Regions from separate parts of the Homo sapiens genome. Here region 2 is linked to region 1. A link is an interaction called in ENCODE POLR2A ChIA-PET data of the cell type or tissue named here. Cell type or tissue: MCF 10A. All regions are shown on one strand. Links, peaks and the distances in the headings refer to the core of each region. The heading gives the core; the rest is flanking DNA. Region 1 overlaps EFNA5 (ephrin A5). Region 2 has its middle 250 kb from the start of LINC01950.

Region 1 (2,500 bases), core at 1-2,500:
TTTTTTAGAGGTAAGGTCTTGCTCTGTTGCTCAGGCTGGAGTACAGTGGCCCAATCATAGCTCACTATAGTCTTGACCTCCTGGGCTCAAGCAATCCTCCTGCCTCAACCTCCCGAGTAGCTGGGACTCCAGGTGTGAACCACGATGCCTGGCTAATTTTAAGAATTTTTAGAGAGACAGGGTTTTCCTTTGCTTCCCAGGCTAGTCTCAAACTCAGCCTCAACCAACTTCCTCCCTTGGCCTCCCAAAGGATTGGGATTATAGACATGAGCCACTATACCTGGCCACTTGTGCTTTTAGACTAAGGATCTCTGAATAACACATTTTGGGGGCCAATAGTGAGCCCCTGTGCAAATTTTATCTCAGCATCAGGGTAACTTCCTGCAGGTGTTCAGCAGTTGCCATCTGGGAATTGCTCAAGGGCCAGACAGAATGGTAACAAGGCTCTAGTGGTTGTTCTCAATTATACTGACCTCAAAGGATAATCCCTAAATACCCCTGGATGACCCACCTCAAACCCCTTAATGGGTTAACTAACCATTATTTTAAACTCATTTGTATTTTCCTACCACACGTGTCACAATAAGGGTGCTTTTCCTTCACTGGGTAGAATCACACTCGCTAATATTTGTCCTAAAGTAACCACTTTTCAGGTTCACAGGCTGACCCCTGCTTCAGATATGCTCGTTTGGGATGGTTTTGTCCATCACATCCATTCCCAATGAGAAAGGTCTTCTCAGTGTTGAGTCTCCTGACCTGGAGTGCTCTTACCATTTTAGCCTCCCCTCGAATAAAAGCTACTGCATCCCCTTGTCAAATGTGCTCCCCTTTCCTGGACCTTAGCGAATCTGCATGGAGTGATTTTAGCTTAGGAGACTAGAAAAGGTTAGGAAGCAAGATGGTAAGATAAATGGATGCAGAAAAAATATATATAAAGTCCTCCACAATGTGGCCAAGTACCTTCAGACCCTCTTCTATTCTCTGCTCTTTTTCAGCCTTGCAAGTGTATTAATTAAATCTGTAGTTAATAGGAAGTAGAAGTAAAGGCCCTTAATAGCCCTGAAATTAAAATCCAAATCACTTTCTTAAGAGCACCAATATGTTGTCAATCAAAACAATGGAGCACTTCAGGCTTAACTGTGAAATAACCACAAACCCTGAGGATTCCAGAGTTCATTTCACAATATCACATACTTAAACACCTGAAATTGCATCAGCTATTGGATTCCTCTCCATCTTATTTTTACTAGCATATTACCCAATCCTTCTCCTTGTATAGCTTGCAAGTGTACTGTTAAAGGTACCCAGCTAGCACTTAGATCTTCGGTGTGAACCCCTTCATCACCACCCTAGTCCCTTCTAGGTACTCAGTGAGGGCTATCCATTATTCCAGGTCCACTCAGCACAAGACACAAGGAATAGATCTTACAAGGTAATGGAGAGGAAGGCTTTTGTTTTTCATCTAAGTGAAGTATGAGGCTAAGTGTGACTTTCAGTCCTTTAACCATACACAATCTTTGGAATTAACCTTTTATAAGCACCCAACGAATATATATCTTCCTGCCCCCCAAAAGGAAATCAGTCCCATTAGGGCATCAGGATCCTTCTCTTCTTCCTGCAACATGCTGTTCCTCATTCAGGATTCCACAAAGCATCCTTTGATTAAAACAGGTTCTCAATGTTGGAAGATTCTACAGCCCCCAAATGTGAAATGAGAAACTGGCTGTCATTTGGGTAAATCTGAGCAATTTCAGAATTCTAAGGAGGAATTCATAGGTAAAATCTATCCCAATGGAAACTACACCTAAACATGAGAGAATTTCTAACGCTTGTAACACAGGCTTGGAAGAAGAAAGAAAACGTTCCTCTTCAGAAGTCAAATCAAGTTTTGCCTCCTGGCTACAGGATTCCACAACATGGGGGTTTCAATGGTTAACGGAGAGAACACTAGCGATATTTTGGAGCATGTTATGTGGCATATGTCTGCCCTGAGATCATCCTGCATCCCTGATGATAGGAAACTGGCAGGCAGAGTGTGCAAGCAAACAAAAAAGACAAATACATTCCAAAGACAGGTGAATTAGTACACATCGCTGAGATCATGCAGTGGAATCCTTTCAGACTTGCTGGGTTCATAAAGACTGGGTCTACACCCAGAGCTGGGGAAAGGTAAATACCCTTTCACTCAGTGGCTCGACACAGTGGTGAAGAACTGCAAATCCAACTAGACTTTCTCTCTCTTCTTAGAGACAGAATCTTGCTCTGTCACCCAGGATGGAGCACAGTGGCGTGATCATAGCTCACTGTAGCCTCGAACTCCTGGGCTTAAGCAATCCTCCCACTTCAGTCTCCCAAGTAACTGAGACTAAAGGCACACACACCACATTTTTTTTTTTTTTTTTTTTTTTTTGGTAAAGACAAGGTTTCACAGTGTTGTCCAGGTTGGTCTCAAACTCTTAGCCTCAAGCAATCCACCCATCTCAGCCTCTCAAATTGCTGG
Region 2 (13,344 bases), core at 5,700-8,199, 120 kb before region 1:
CTCTTGGGATGGAATTCAAGGGTCAGAAAGGGAAGCTGGGTAAGAGAGATGTCAGTTATGAAAATAATGCTTAAAAGAAAAGAATAAAGAGCTTACAATCATTTTCTTGTGAAATATGTAGCACCTATTACCCTTTATCCTTACCCTCCAAGTTGGGGGACATATACGTGTGTGTGTGTGTGTGTGTGTGTGTGTGTGTGTCTGTGTTTATAGCTTTTCACACATTTATCTCTCTAGCCTCTTTTCAACAGGCCACATCCCCTCATTGCACATCAGGCTTCAGCCCAACTGAATTTGAACCTTCAGTGGCACAAGCAGCAAAAGCAGCCCTATCGTTTCCATTGAAGAGCAAATGTTCCTGTCATAACACTAGATCACAAACATCACGAAGAAATAAATCAACACGTTCTCAAATGTTAAGTTGTGACTATCCAAAGCCCAAAATACTAGAGAAAACTAGGCAAAGAGAGTGCTTGATCTCCTCCTGCAAAACAGATCAGTGTTCTTTCTCATCAAAAGGAGAAACTCCTCACTTTTGAGCTTTCAACAGGTGGCCTGAAAAAGCCTTCAGTCTACTGGGCAACTAAGCGGCACGTGCTAAAGGGTAGGTAGATTAGGAGGACATGAGGGGCTATTTCAGCCCAGAGTGCAGTCTTCAAGCTGGGGGTATAATTTATGTTCCTACATCTATATGATATATTCCCCGTTACAGTAATTATTATGAATTATAGATAAGCACTCTGCGTGTAATGTTCTGCTCTCCATTTCCTACAAATCAAATTACTGAGGGTTATATTGGATTGTGGACATATTTAGAAAATCCTTTTATGGTTGTTTGTTAACTTTCCTCCTGCCAAGAGGCTCCAATCTCTCCTTTGATCAGATGGCCCCAGAGCTCCTGCCTTGTAAAGGAGCATGTGGGACCGAGGGGGCTGGCACAGGGCAGGGCACTGACCGGGCCCTGGAGTCACCACACAGACCAACAAAGGGCTAATGAAGCCATGCTGGCCAGGAAATGGTTGAGGTACCCTAAGTCTGGGCACATGGTAGGTGCTTAGGAATGATCTATTGAATTCTACACTGGATATGATCCCAAGGAGGAGAAAAACAACTTCTACAGAGCTAGGCTTCTAAGCTGGACCCCAGACTGTTACAGCTTCCATATTCGGGTGCTTGATGGGTACCATTGTGGGTAGAGGAGAGGGATGGGCCCACAAATTAGGTTATATCTTTTTTTTTTTTTTTTTTTTTTTGAGACAGAATCTTGCTCTGTCACCCAAGCCAGAGGAGCAATGGCGCGATCTTGGCTCACTGCAACCTCTGCCTTCTGGTTTCAAGCAATTCTCCTGCCTCTGCCTCCAGCGTAGCTGGGACTACAGGCACCTGCCACCATGCCCAGCTAATTTTTTGTATTTTTAGTAGATACGGGGTTTCACCACGTCGGCCTCTCTGGACTCGAACTCCTGACCTCGTGATCCATCCGCCTCGGCCTCCCAAAGTGCTGGGATTACAGACGTGAGCCACTGCGCCCGGCCTCAAATTAGGTTATATCTAAACACTATTCCTATTATGAAAAATTAATCCCTAAATATTTCGACTCCTTAATCAGCTTCTCAAACCTGATTCTGGGTATCTTCTCGACCCTCTAAGCCAAAAAGATGGGTTGTGTGCATAAGTGAAGGTTGGAAGACTGCCCACAATGAGTAAAAATCTTCAAGTCTAAGGAGTTGCAAAGACCCAAGAGAAAACTCTAGGCCCCCACCCACCATTCCCTACCTTTCCTATAACCTCTGTACTTTAGATACAAGTTACCCCCACCAAAAATTCCCTTCTCGCAAGACTATTTCATAGGTGAGAGCTACTTGTCACATGAAATAAATCTTGCTATAATGTTAATGACTAGCAAAGATGCCCTATAATTTTTAAAAAGCTAGCATTTATTGAACACTTACTCTGTGCCAGGGACTGCTGTACATGTTATTTCATCTTCTCAACAACCTAATGAGGTAAGTATTACTATGTATCATTCCAATCTGACAAGTATGGAAATGTAGGCACGGAGACTGAATACCACCTTCTCTAATTTGCCCTTAAGAAGTATGTGCAAATCCAAGCAGTGTGGCTTAGAACCAGCACACTTAACCACTTTCTACATACCAACTCACACACTATCATCTACAAACAGACACCATCTGCATTATTCTGTAAATATCCTTATTTTGGGCCATTGGCTCTTGGGTCCTTCATGTCCCTCATCTGTAAAACTAAGAGGTTAAACTCCCTCAGTGGTCTTCAAGATTTGTCAAGCTTCCTTTGGGCCTGTTGAGTGTGGAAGTCGAGGATGAGAGTGGCAAGGCTCTGTTCATTCACCCCAGTTTCAACCCCAATACTTCTGCTTCTGTCCTTACATGTGTTATATTCAGGCATAAAATTTCTTTTGCAGGATGTTTCTGAATCTTTAAACATTTTGAAATCTACTGATCAAGAGCAGAGATCATAAACTGCTGATCTATGGTCCGAACACAGCCTGCAGATTTTTTTTTTGTTGTTTGGCCCCAAAGAGTTTTGTTTTGTTTTGCTTTGCTTGAATTTGATTACACACCAATATTTAAAATTTAGGAGAGTTTACATAAAAATTGAGCCCCTCTTGAAAAATTAGATGTGTAAGCATTGGGCAGGCCTTCCCACCTAACAACCATTATGTGAGTAGTTCCCTAAATGGTCCATGCAGTCTGCAGCTCACCACTGCACCTGCCCAGCCCACTTCATTCAGCACTCACCTTGCCTGACCCTTGTAGACATTTGAGTTTGCAATCCCTTGTCTAGATTATCTTTAAAGCCCTTCTTAGTCTTGGCCAGACATAGTGGCTCATGTCTGTGATCTCAGCACTTTTGGAAACCCAGATAGGAGGATTGCTTGAGGCAAGGAGTTTGAAGCCAGCCTGGGCAACATAGTGAGACCCTCTCTCTACAGAAAAAAAAAAGTTTAAAAATTATCTACATACAATGGCACAAGCCTGTAGTCCCAGCTACTTGGGAGGCTGTGGCAAGAGGATTGCTTGAGCCCATGAGTTCAAAGCTGCAGTGAGATATGATGATACCAGCGCACTCAGGCCTGGATAACAGAGCAAGACCCAGTCTCTTAAAAACACAAAAAATTTCTTCCTATTCCCAAATATACCCCCAACTGAATTGTAAACTTCTAAAGACTTTGCTTTATGCATACTCAACATTCCTCAGAGCTTCCTACCTCGTCCCCCATCATCTATACCCTGTCCTAGCATGCACACACACACACACACACACACACAAACATGAAAAATGTTCAATACATAAAGAGGTTCAATAGCTGTTCTTTATGTTGGAAAATGGCTTTCTATATTACACCAGTTAGCATTATTTACATTTTATTGAAAAATCTTGAGCCCCCAATTTCTCAGCCCAAAAGAATGCATTTCTAATAATATATTTCATCTTGCAATGTGTCAAGCAAGCCTGGGAGAAATTTGGGGGTAGAAGGATTCTGTTAGTAAAGCAATCTGTTCCCAATAAATTAAGACTCACTCTAGTTCCCTTGATTAATTAGAGCTTATTATAAGGATATTCAAGAACATAAAAGAAACAGGAGTGCCATGGGACACCTTTTACCACTCAGAGACTCGTATATTTGGGGATAAGAAAAATCCACCAGGGCTCCAGTGACCACTAACCTTACGGGCATGTTATTAGCAGGACTCTGTTGATCCCTTACCTTTATGGTGAGTGAGCTCCTCTCTGATTGCATCTATTCCTCCCACTAGTTCCAGGAGCCACCTTACCCTCTTCTTGCTGCCGTGCCATCTCTATTTCAGTTTCTGCTTACTCATAAAGTCTGTTTACTTACCCACTTTATTCATCTTTCTTGCTGCCACAAGGCCTCCCCTTGTGGTTCTTTTCAGCTTATACTCCTTCCCAAAACCAACTAATTGACTCCCTCCCCAGTTGCCCTAGTTGAAATTCCTGAGTGAGAACATCTGACCCAGCTAATCACATTTTGCCTGTTTGGGCAGTTTTTCATGCCAAACCATCTCATAAGGACACTGGCCAGCCTAGAGATTGGTTAGGGATAGGACCACCCCATTGAGATAGGTCTGGAAGAAAGGGACTCATGGCCACCCAGGGCAGCTCTCACAGCCCACATATGGGTAGGCACTTTCCCTAAGAAAGAAGCTACTGGCATGGCAGGAGATGTGATGGACCTGCCCAATAGGATTCTCAGACTTCCATTCAAATCATGTCAGTGTCTCTATCTTTGAGGGTAGTTTCTATCTGAAACATAAAACAAAGCTACGACTATATTGCTATAACATTGTTGTTCATGTGGGCCTGTAAGCAGGAGACATCAAAGGACTTCTGTGGTTCTTTCCTGACCTTGAATTACAATTTACTCTAATTCGATTTGCTCTAATCCTGCATATACATGGATCCAAATTGTTTTTGGGACATCTCAACCAAACATTTTTATAAAGTATTACCTAGGCATAAGTTCCAATGAATTATACAGACTCCCAACCTCTTCATCAAGTTTATTCTCATGACTTCAAATACTACATATTGGCCAGTTGCAGTGGCTCACGCCTGTAATCCCAGCACTTTGGGAAGCCAAGGAGGGCAGATCACCTGTGGTCAGGAGTTCGGGACCAGGCTGGCCAACATCTCTACTAAAACCCCATCTCTACTAAAAATATAAAAATTAACTGGGCGTGGTGGCACGCCTGTAGTCCCAGCTACTGGGGAGGCCGAGGCACGAGAATCACTTGAACCCAAGAGGTGGAGGTTGTGATAAGCCTAAATTGTGCCACTGTACTCTGTCTCAAAAAAAAGAAACCATATTTTAAGGAATCTCAACAGCATAAACTCAACCCAGCTCTTTCTCTCCTGCGCTCCATGTCTATATTACTCACCTCCACCTAAATATCCGATAGTCATTTTATATGTCTTCTATGTCATTAAAATTCATCATGTCTGTATTAGTCTGTTTTCACACTGCTATAGAGATACTACTCAAAACTGGGTAATTTATAAAGGAAAGAGGTTTAATTGACTCACAGTTCCACATGGCTGAAGAGGCCTCAGGAAACTTACAATCATGGTGGAAGGGGAAGAGACACATCTTACCTGGTGGCAGGCAAGAGAGAGTGAAACTGCCATTTATAAAACCTTCAGATCTCATGAGAACTCCCTCACTATCACGAGAACAACACAGCAGAAACAGCCCCCATGATTCAATCACCTCCCACCAGGTCTCTCCCTCAACACCTAGAGATTACAATTCAAGATGAGATTTGGGTGGGGACACAAAGCCTAACCGTGTCATTTTGCCCTGGTCCCTCCCAAATCTCATGTCCTCACATTTCAAAACTAATCATGCCTTCCCAACAGTCCCCCAAAATCTTAACTCATTTCAGTATTAACTCAAAAGTCCAAGTCCAAAGTCTCATCTGAGATAAGGCAAGTCCCTTCCACCTAGGAGCCTGTAAAATCAAAAACAAGTTAGTTGCTTCCAAGATACAATGGAAGTACAGTCATTGGATAAATGTTCCCATTCCAAATGGGAGGAATTGCCCAAAACAAAGGGGCGACAGGCACCACGTAAGTCCAAAATCCAACAGAGCAGTCAATAAATCTCAAAGGTTCAAAATGATCTCCTTTAACTCCGTGTCTCACATTCAGGTCACACCGATGCAAGAGGTGGGCTCTCATGGTCTTGTACAGCTCTGCCCCTGTGGCTTTACAGGATACAGTCCTCCTCCTGGTTTCTTACATGGGCTAGCATTGAGTGTCTGCAGCTTTTCCAGGTTCATGGTGCAAGCTGTTGGTGGATCTACCATTCTGGAGTCTGGAGGATGGTGGTCCTCTTCTCACAGCTCCACTAGGCAGTGCCCCAGTGGGGACTCTGTGGCAGGGGGTGGGCTCCAACCCCACATTTGACCTTCTGCACTGCCCTAGCAAAGGTTCTCCAGCAGACTTCTGCCTGGCCATCCAGGCATTTCCATATATCCTCTGAAATCCAGGCAGAAGTTTCCAAACCTCAGTTCTTGACTTCTGTGCACCCCTACACCCAACACCATGTGGAAGCTGATAAGGCTTGGGGCTTGCACCCTCCAAACCAATAGCCCAAGCTGTACCTTGGCTTAGCCACGACTGGAGCTGAAGAAGCTGGGACACAGGGTGCCATGTCCTGAGGCTGGACAGGTGTTGGGGGGACCCTGGGCCCAGCCCACAAAACCATTTTTCCTCCAAGGCCTCTGAGCCTGTGACAGGAGGGCCAGCTGCCAAGATCTCTGACATGCCCTGGAGACATTGTCCCCATTGTCTTGGTCATTAATAATGCAGCTCCTCATTGCTCATTCAAATTTCTGCACCCCAGCAGGCTTGAATTTTTCCTCAGAAAATGGGTTTTTCTTTTCTATCACATCATCAGGCTACAAATTTTCCAAACTTGTTTGCTGTGCTTCTGTTTTAAACATAAGTTCCAATTTCAAACCATCTCTTTGTGAATGCATAATACTGAATGATTTCAGAATAATCCAGGTCATGTCTTGAATGCTTTGCTGCTTAGAAATGTCTTCCACCAGATACCCTAAATCATCTCTCTCAAGTTCAAAGTTCCACAGATCTCTAGGGCAGGGGCAAAATGCCACCAGTCTCTTTGCTAAAGCATAGCATGAGTTACCTTTATACCAGTTCCCAACAAGTTTCTCATCTTCATCTGAGACCACCTCAGCCTGGACTTCATTGTTCACATCACTATCAGCATTTTGGTGAAAACCATTAACAAGTCTCTAGGAAGCTCCAAACTTTCTCCATATTCCTGTCTTCTTCTGAGCCCTCCCAACTCTTCCAACCTCTGTCTGTTACTCATTCTAAAGTAACTTCCACATCTTTTAGTATCTTTATAGCAGTACCCCACTCTATTTGTACCAATTTACTGTTTGAGCCCATTTTCACACTGCTATGAAGATCCTACTGGAGGCTGGGTAATTTATAAAGGAAAGAGGTTTAATTGACTTACAGTTCTGCATGGCTGGGGAAGTCTCAGGAAACTTACAATTATAGTGGAAAGGGAAGCAGGCACATCTTACATGGTGGCAGGCAAGAGACAGTGAAAAGCCCAGGGGAAGCTGCCACTTATAAAGCCAACAGATTTCATGAGAACTCCCTCACTATCACAAGAACAGCATGGGAGAGACAGCCCCCATGATCCAATCACCTCCCACCAGTCCTTCCCCTCAACACCTGGGGAGTACAATTTAAGATGAGATTTGGTTTGGGACACAAAGCTTAACTATATCAATGTCCAAACTACTTTACCTGCCTTTTTCCCAGTTAACTGACCCTTCCTCAACCATCCAATTGCTAAAATAATAAATTTGGGAGTCACCCTTTACTTTTACCTCTCCAAGGCTCATATCCAGTCAATAATTGCTGTTGTTACTGAATATCGTTTCTCAAATACCTCTTAACTTTGTCTCTATTGATCCATCTCCATTGCCAGAGTGAATTACTATTAATTCCTCTCAGTTATCTCTGGTCTTTTATAAAATGAAGCCATTCCCTCAGACTAAAACACTATCCTTCTGTTCATTAGCCCCTGTCCAAACCCTAAATGCCTTTTGTCTGGCTATTTCCTATGCATCCTTCAAGTCTCACATTAGGGTCACTTCCTCCAGGAAGCCATCCCTGACCCAACAATTCTGGGGCAGGTACTTCTTCTATATGTCTCAACTCTTCCATCCTATCGCTTACCTTGTGGTGTTTGGAATTGCCTGTCTGCTCCTCTATATCCCCCACTAAACTATTTGCTCCCTGAGAAAGGAACCACATCTGCCTTGTTTAAATCTGTGTCCCTGGTGTCTGACACAGTAACTGACACATAGTAGTCGCTTTGTTGCTTCACAAATATTTGTTAAAGAAATAAATGCCTTACTCTGCAATACCTATATGCTCTTCATAAATTTTTCTTCAAAATGCACCCAGAGGATAAAGTCGTGATCTTGATAAAATTTCAAAGACAACTGGAAAAGGCCAAAGACACGCATAACCCCAAACACAAAACAGAATGAAAAACATACAAATAAAAAGATGCAAAACTAAAGACTCACGCCTATAATCCCAACACTTTGGGAGGCCAAGGTGGGCAGATCACTTGAGATCAGGAGCTTGAGACCAGCCTGGCCAACATGGTGAAACCCTGTCTCCACAAAAAATACAAAAATTAGCGAGGCATGGTGGCAGGCAGCTACTTGGGAGGCTGAGGCAGGAGAATCACTTGAACCTGGGAGGTGGAGATTGCAGTGAGCTGAGATGGCACACCACCGCACTCCAGCCTGTGTGACAGAGTGAGACACTGTCTCAAAAAAAAAAAAAAAAAAAAACCTAAATGAAGATGCAAGTCACAGAGTCATGTAAATCACTAATAGAAGCAGAATATAAATTCTATATTTAAATGTGTTTCCCAAGTCATATTTCTAAGGACAGTAACACACCATGCCCCTGAGAATTACAGCATACCTTTTTTTTCCATTGTTCATACACTAATTCATACTTCTGAAACTCAGATATTCAGATAACAAATAACCAAGTGTTGGAAGGAAAGTTACAAATTATAGTCATATGTCACAGTCCAAGCAAATGGCAGCCAAATTTCCCTGTATAAATTGCAGAATTCTCTTATGATTTCACAAGATGTATTGAAAAGAAAAACACTAAAAATTCATTTTTTACTCAGCTAATATAGTATATGGGTAAAGGGTTCATGTTTAAACTGTTACAGATGAGTGAGTTTTTCCAGAAATGCAATTTTAACAAAGCATAATGCCACTGAGATATTAAAACTAAATTTAAATTTCTTAATATTAGGTTAACACCCTCAGAGCAAATCATGCTAACATCAGATGGTTTAAATAATGTCACTTAGCTAGCAACAAGAAAACACATTTCAAAAGAAGACAATGGAAGAATAGAGCTAGTCAAAGGAATCTTTAGAAACAAAAATGACTTTTAATTAGTAGACCTATAAACTAATACTAAAGAAGTTTTCATGTGGGTGTTTTAGATGATTTTGTTGTGATGGCTATTACTGTTAATTATCAGTGAATTTGAAGTTATCACTTCGAGAGTGAGACACCACAGCGAGCCCATGCTTTTCAGGTCAGACTGTTAGATTTTATTGCTGAGAATGCATACAATACTCAAGGTCAAAACTGTGTTTGTTTTAAAAGTGACAATTAATTATTGCTAATCTTCATCAGCCTTAGAACATTTTTACTTAAGAGAACACTCAGAGTGAAATGCTGACGGGAACCAGCTCAAAGACAAGGTAGAGCTAAAAATCTGCAGCCTGGGGTTTCCCTAAAAGAGAAGCAGGTAAACAAGCCAGTTTTGCCTTCAGCCAGTTCAAGGATAATGATTTGTAGGTAGGTGAAGTTTCAGACTTTCTTTTCACCCCCACCCTCTATCCTGACCCTCCTCCCTGACACAACAAAATCCCAAGTACCTAATTTTTCAGCCTCTTAAAGAACTCCAGTAGCTCCTACCTAAATGCTACGTGTATTCTGATCATTCAAGGATGTGGGTTTTGTCATTTGCATATGGTTTTGCCCTGATCTCAAGTTCAAAAAAATAAAGCGTATTTTGCCGCAGCCTGATGTAGAAACTCTAAACGTTCCCAGAATAAAAATAAACTTGTTCTGGCAAGGCCATTTGGGGATTATTAGTTGGCATCTTTTGACTGTAGTCAGAAATAAGCAAGCATCCATTTGTAGCAATCCTTATAACATTATCTCTGTTTGGATTGTTATTATGCTTATAAGTGCTTTTGGAATCCATGCTAGTTTTTTTTTTTTTTTTAAGAGATCTAGGGTCTCTTTTTACTTACTTTTTTTTATCAAGGAAATCAAAATTTCAAAAGCAATATATTTCCATAGACTACATGAGAGACATGAAAAAAATTCAAGTATAAGTCCTGTGAAATATATTTGTGATCAGTGGAATTAGACCTCTTCCTAGTGTTCTAGTGACTATCAAAACAGATGTGTGATATCTGTGTCTGTCAGGTACCTTTTTAAAACCTTACATGGTTGGCTTGTCCTTGCTCAGCTCAGAGTCATTTAAAAAATACTTTGAGAGCTAGCCATGAGAATTACAAATCATTTTTCAAAGGTATGTACAGCTCTGCAAATTACAATGAGTTTACAGGTGCAGTCTTATTCTGTGTAACCTAGAGATGAAAGAGTTATCAAGGACACTGATGCTCATTGCTGCATCGATGAAATCTTCATGAATTCAAAAATTGTAGCAATAATCTCTTTTATGGAAATAGATCTATGAGGTTGTCAAGCAGATGGTATCTGATTTCCTTCTAAGTGAGGAGGGCCCTGTAAAGTAGTATAAAGGTTCCAAAAGCAGTGATCAGTAGGAGCAGAAAACAGGCAAAGATCTTCACCCGCTTGGTGACCTGCTGGAACTCAGAGTAATAAAATGTGTCAGACACTCTGCTAGTCACTTTCTCATACATTGGCTCACTGAAAGCACACAGCCACCTAATAAGACACCATTTTTTCCCCTCTAATTTAAAGCTAAGGATGCTTCAATACAGAAAGATTAAGGGACTTGACCAAGATCACCAAGCTCACAAAGGTCATAACAAAAAGGAACTAAGAAGGAAAAGCTGCTTACCACGAATGTCTCTCTCTCTCTCTCTCTCTCTCACACACACACACACACACACACACACACACACACACACACACACACACATCATATACAATTAGCATGTTAGCAGGGCTCAAAGTCTGATTATCAGCCCATTCTTTCCATCTGCATGCACTTTTCAGCCCGTGTGCTGTCCTATTTTGATAAATGCCATTCTTCCTTTAACTGGCTGAGGCTTTCCTAAACGTCCATGTGAACCTGATTTTCCCATTAAACAATTGCCCTGGATTACTTAGTGGTTTTCTAAAGCTGACCCTGGTAGTGGGCAGTAGGCTTGTGTGTGTTTCTCATGCTCTTTAACTCCCTCTTCCTTTGGCTTCCCCCTTCCCTTGCAAGCATCGTTGTCCATACTTCTTCTGCCCCATGCTGATGCAGCTAAGCACTATTAATGAAAATCCAGGAACCCAGCTGACCTGGTCTAATAAATTCTATATTGTCACACTGCCCTGCTTACTGAAAAGCAACATAACTACTCCTTCCTGACCACAGATGCTCTCAGATCAATATCTCAGTTCTTGACCCCTCATCCTCTTTCTAATGACATATTTCGTGCTGTCTACAAAATAACTCTCCTTGGTGATCTGCCAAGATCTAAAACTAATTATGACAACACTGAGCCCAGTGTCCTCTCCCTCAAACCCTTGCCCCATTTCAACTTGTCTACTCTGGTCAGGGGCACTGCTAGCCATCTGAGCACCCAGCAATAAAACTGTGGGGTCATCTGCAGTCCCTCCTCCTCACCCATCCCCAAGGTCCAACACTAGTTCTACCAGCTCATCTTTCCTAATTTGGGGTCCATGTGTCCTCTTTGTTCCTACAATTAACCACACTGGCCAGCATTAATAGTGGAAGCATGCAAATAAACGTCTCTCTTTCCAGATTCTGCTGATGTCACAGGAACAACTGCTATGTCCTCATTCACAAAATCTTCAGCATGATCAAGAGACCCTTCCTTGTCTGGCCTCACCTACTTCTCCAGACTCAACTCATGCCACTCACCCTCTAATTCACTATCTTTTTTTTTTTTCCTTTCATATTTGCTTACTTGACATGCTCTTTCTACCTCATAGCCTTTGAATATTTAGTCACTTTTCCTGGAATGTTCTCTACCCCACACTGGGTAATACCTACTCAGCAGCTCCCTCCAGCCTTCATTCTAGTAAGATTCCCTTATTGCACCCTGCACTTTTCCTTCATCATGCTTATAATGGTCCATAAGAATATATTTATTTTCAAATAAATGGATACTACCAATTGTTCCTCCAAGTAAAGGGAAGAGTATTTGCAATAGATCAAAGATGAGAAAAATGATGACTCATTTGTGACAATAGTAGTTAAGACAGAGAGAGCGAGAAGTTTCATGGCACTAGATGAGGGTGAAGGGGTAGGTGAGACCATAGTGTAGAGCTCTTGTAAGCCATGGGTATTAAAAATTGGGATATTGAAAATTTGGATATTAACCTACTAACAATGAAAATACATTGAAGAGTTTTAAGCAGAGGAATACAATAATCAGACTTGGATTTGTCAAAAATCATTCTATGTAAAGTGTAAAAAATGAACTGGAAAGGACAAAAGTGATTACAGAAGAAGAATTTGGGTGTTCTTGCAGGTGGCTTGAGTAGGAACATGGCTGTGAGGGTGAAGGGCAGATAGTTAACAGAAGTATTTCTGCAGTAAAATCAATAGGTCTCACCTACTGATGCGAAGTAGGAGTGAGGGTGTAGGGTTATTAAAAATGATTCATAAATTCCTTCCTTGAGCAAACAGATGGATGTAATGCCCCTCACTGAGAGAAGCAGAGTGAAAGAGAGGAGCAGAGGGGAGTATATTAATGAATTCTGTGTTAAATAGGTTGAGTTGAGGAATCTTCTGGAGAAGTCAAGCCAGTAGGGAATTGGATGTACTAGACTGTATATGCAAATATGGGAATATTTAACACAAGAAATATTTGAAGTCTTAATGTAGCCTAGGGATATAGAAAGAGTATAACATGAGAGCATATTGCCTAAGGCATTCTCCCTATCTGTGTTTCCCAAAAAACAATCTTGCTGCTGAGACCTATACCTTCAAAACATTCAAAACCTTATTCAAAACTCACATTTTCCATGAAAGCTTCCTAGACTTACATGGCCTTTGTCTTATTGTAATAACACTTATCACCTTTGAAAAAGTCATCATACATGTTTATAGGACCCTCCTCACATCAACGTTATTTTGCAAGACCCCATGTTTCTTCTTTCATTAAATACAGGCACTGTACACTCAATTGATATTCTTGACAAGCCAACTGTATACCCACTAGTAGTATACACCTAGTTGGGTTTTGTAAATGTTGAGTTTCCTATTTTCACAGAGCAATTTTAGTTATTTATGTAAATATTTTTGTTTTGGCCAAGTTATATATGTAACTAAAGACAATATAATCATATGATTCAGTGAAAGTAGAGGGTTAGAATTACAGCTAGCCAACACACTGTCCAAAGAAGAACATTAAGGCAAAAATGCTATCAGAACATAAAGCCAGCCAAGGTTTTCAAGTATCATTTCCAATTCCATTTCATTGACATGTTTAGGTGCCTTGAAGTG

The links. Peaks named below come from ENCODE experiments on the same cell type or tissue, not always from the same donor. Only the 100,000 strongest peaks of a DNase experiment are listed, where the experiment ranks them.
Region 2: POLR2A ChIA-PET joins it to region 1 with 5 read pairs; 2 of 35 experiments call an interaction of 5 or more read pairs at or near these places.

What each region holds. Positions count from the first base shown.
Region 1 is chr5:107,382,384-107,384,883 of GRCh38, forward strand. All of the region lies in intron 4 of EFNA5 (ephrin A5), which reads right to left. Among named protein-coding and RNA genes, the nearest start is that of EFNA5, 290 kb to the right of the region's middle. In MCF 10A, for the core only: no CTCF peak of the experiment used is centred there; a DNase peak (open chromatin) is centred at 1,198.
Region 2 is chr5:107,254,203-107,267,546 of GRCh38, forward strand. No RefSeq gene overlaps it. Among named protein-coding and RNA genes, the nearest start is that of LINC01950, 250 kb to the left of the region's middle. In MCF 10A, for the core only: no CTCF peak of the experiment used is centred there; no DNase peak of the experiment used is centred there.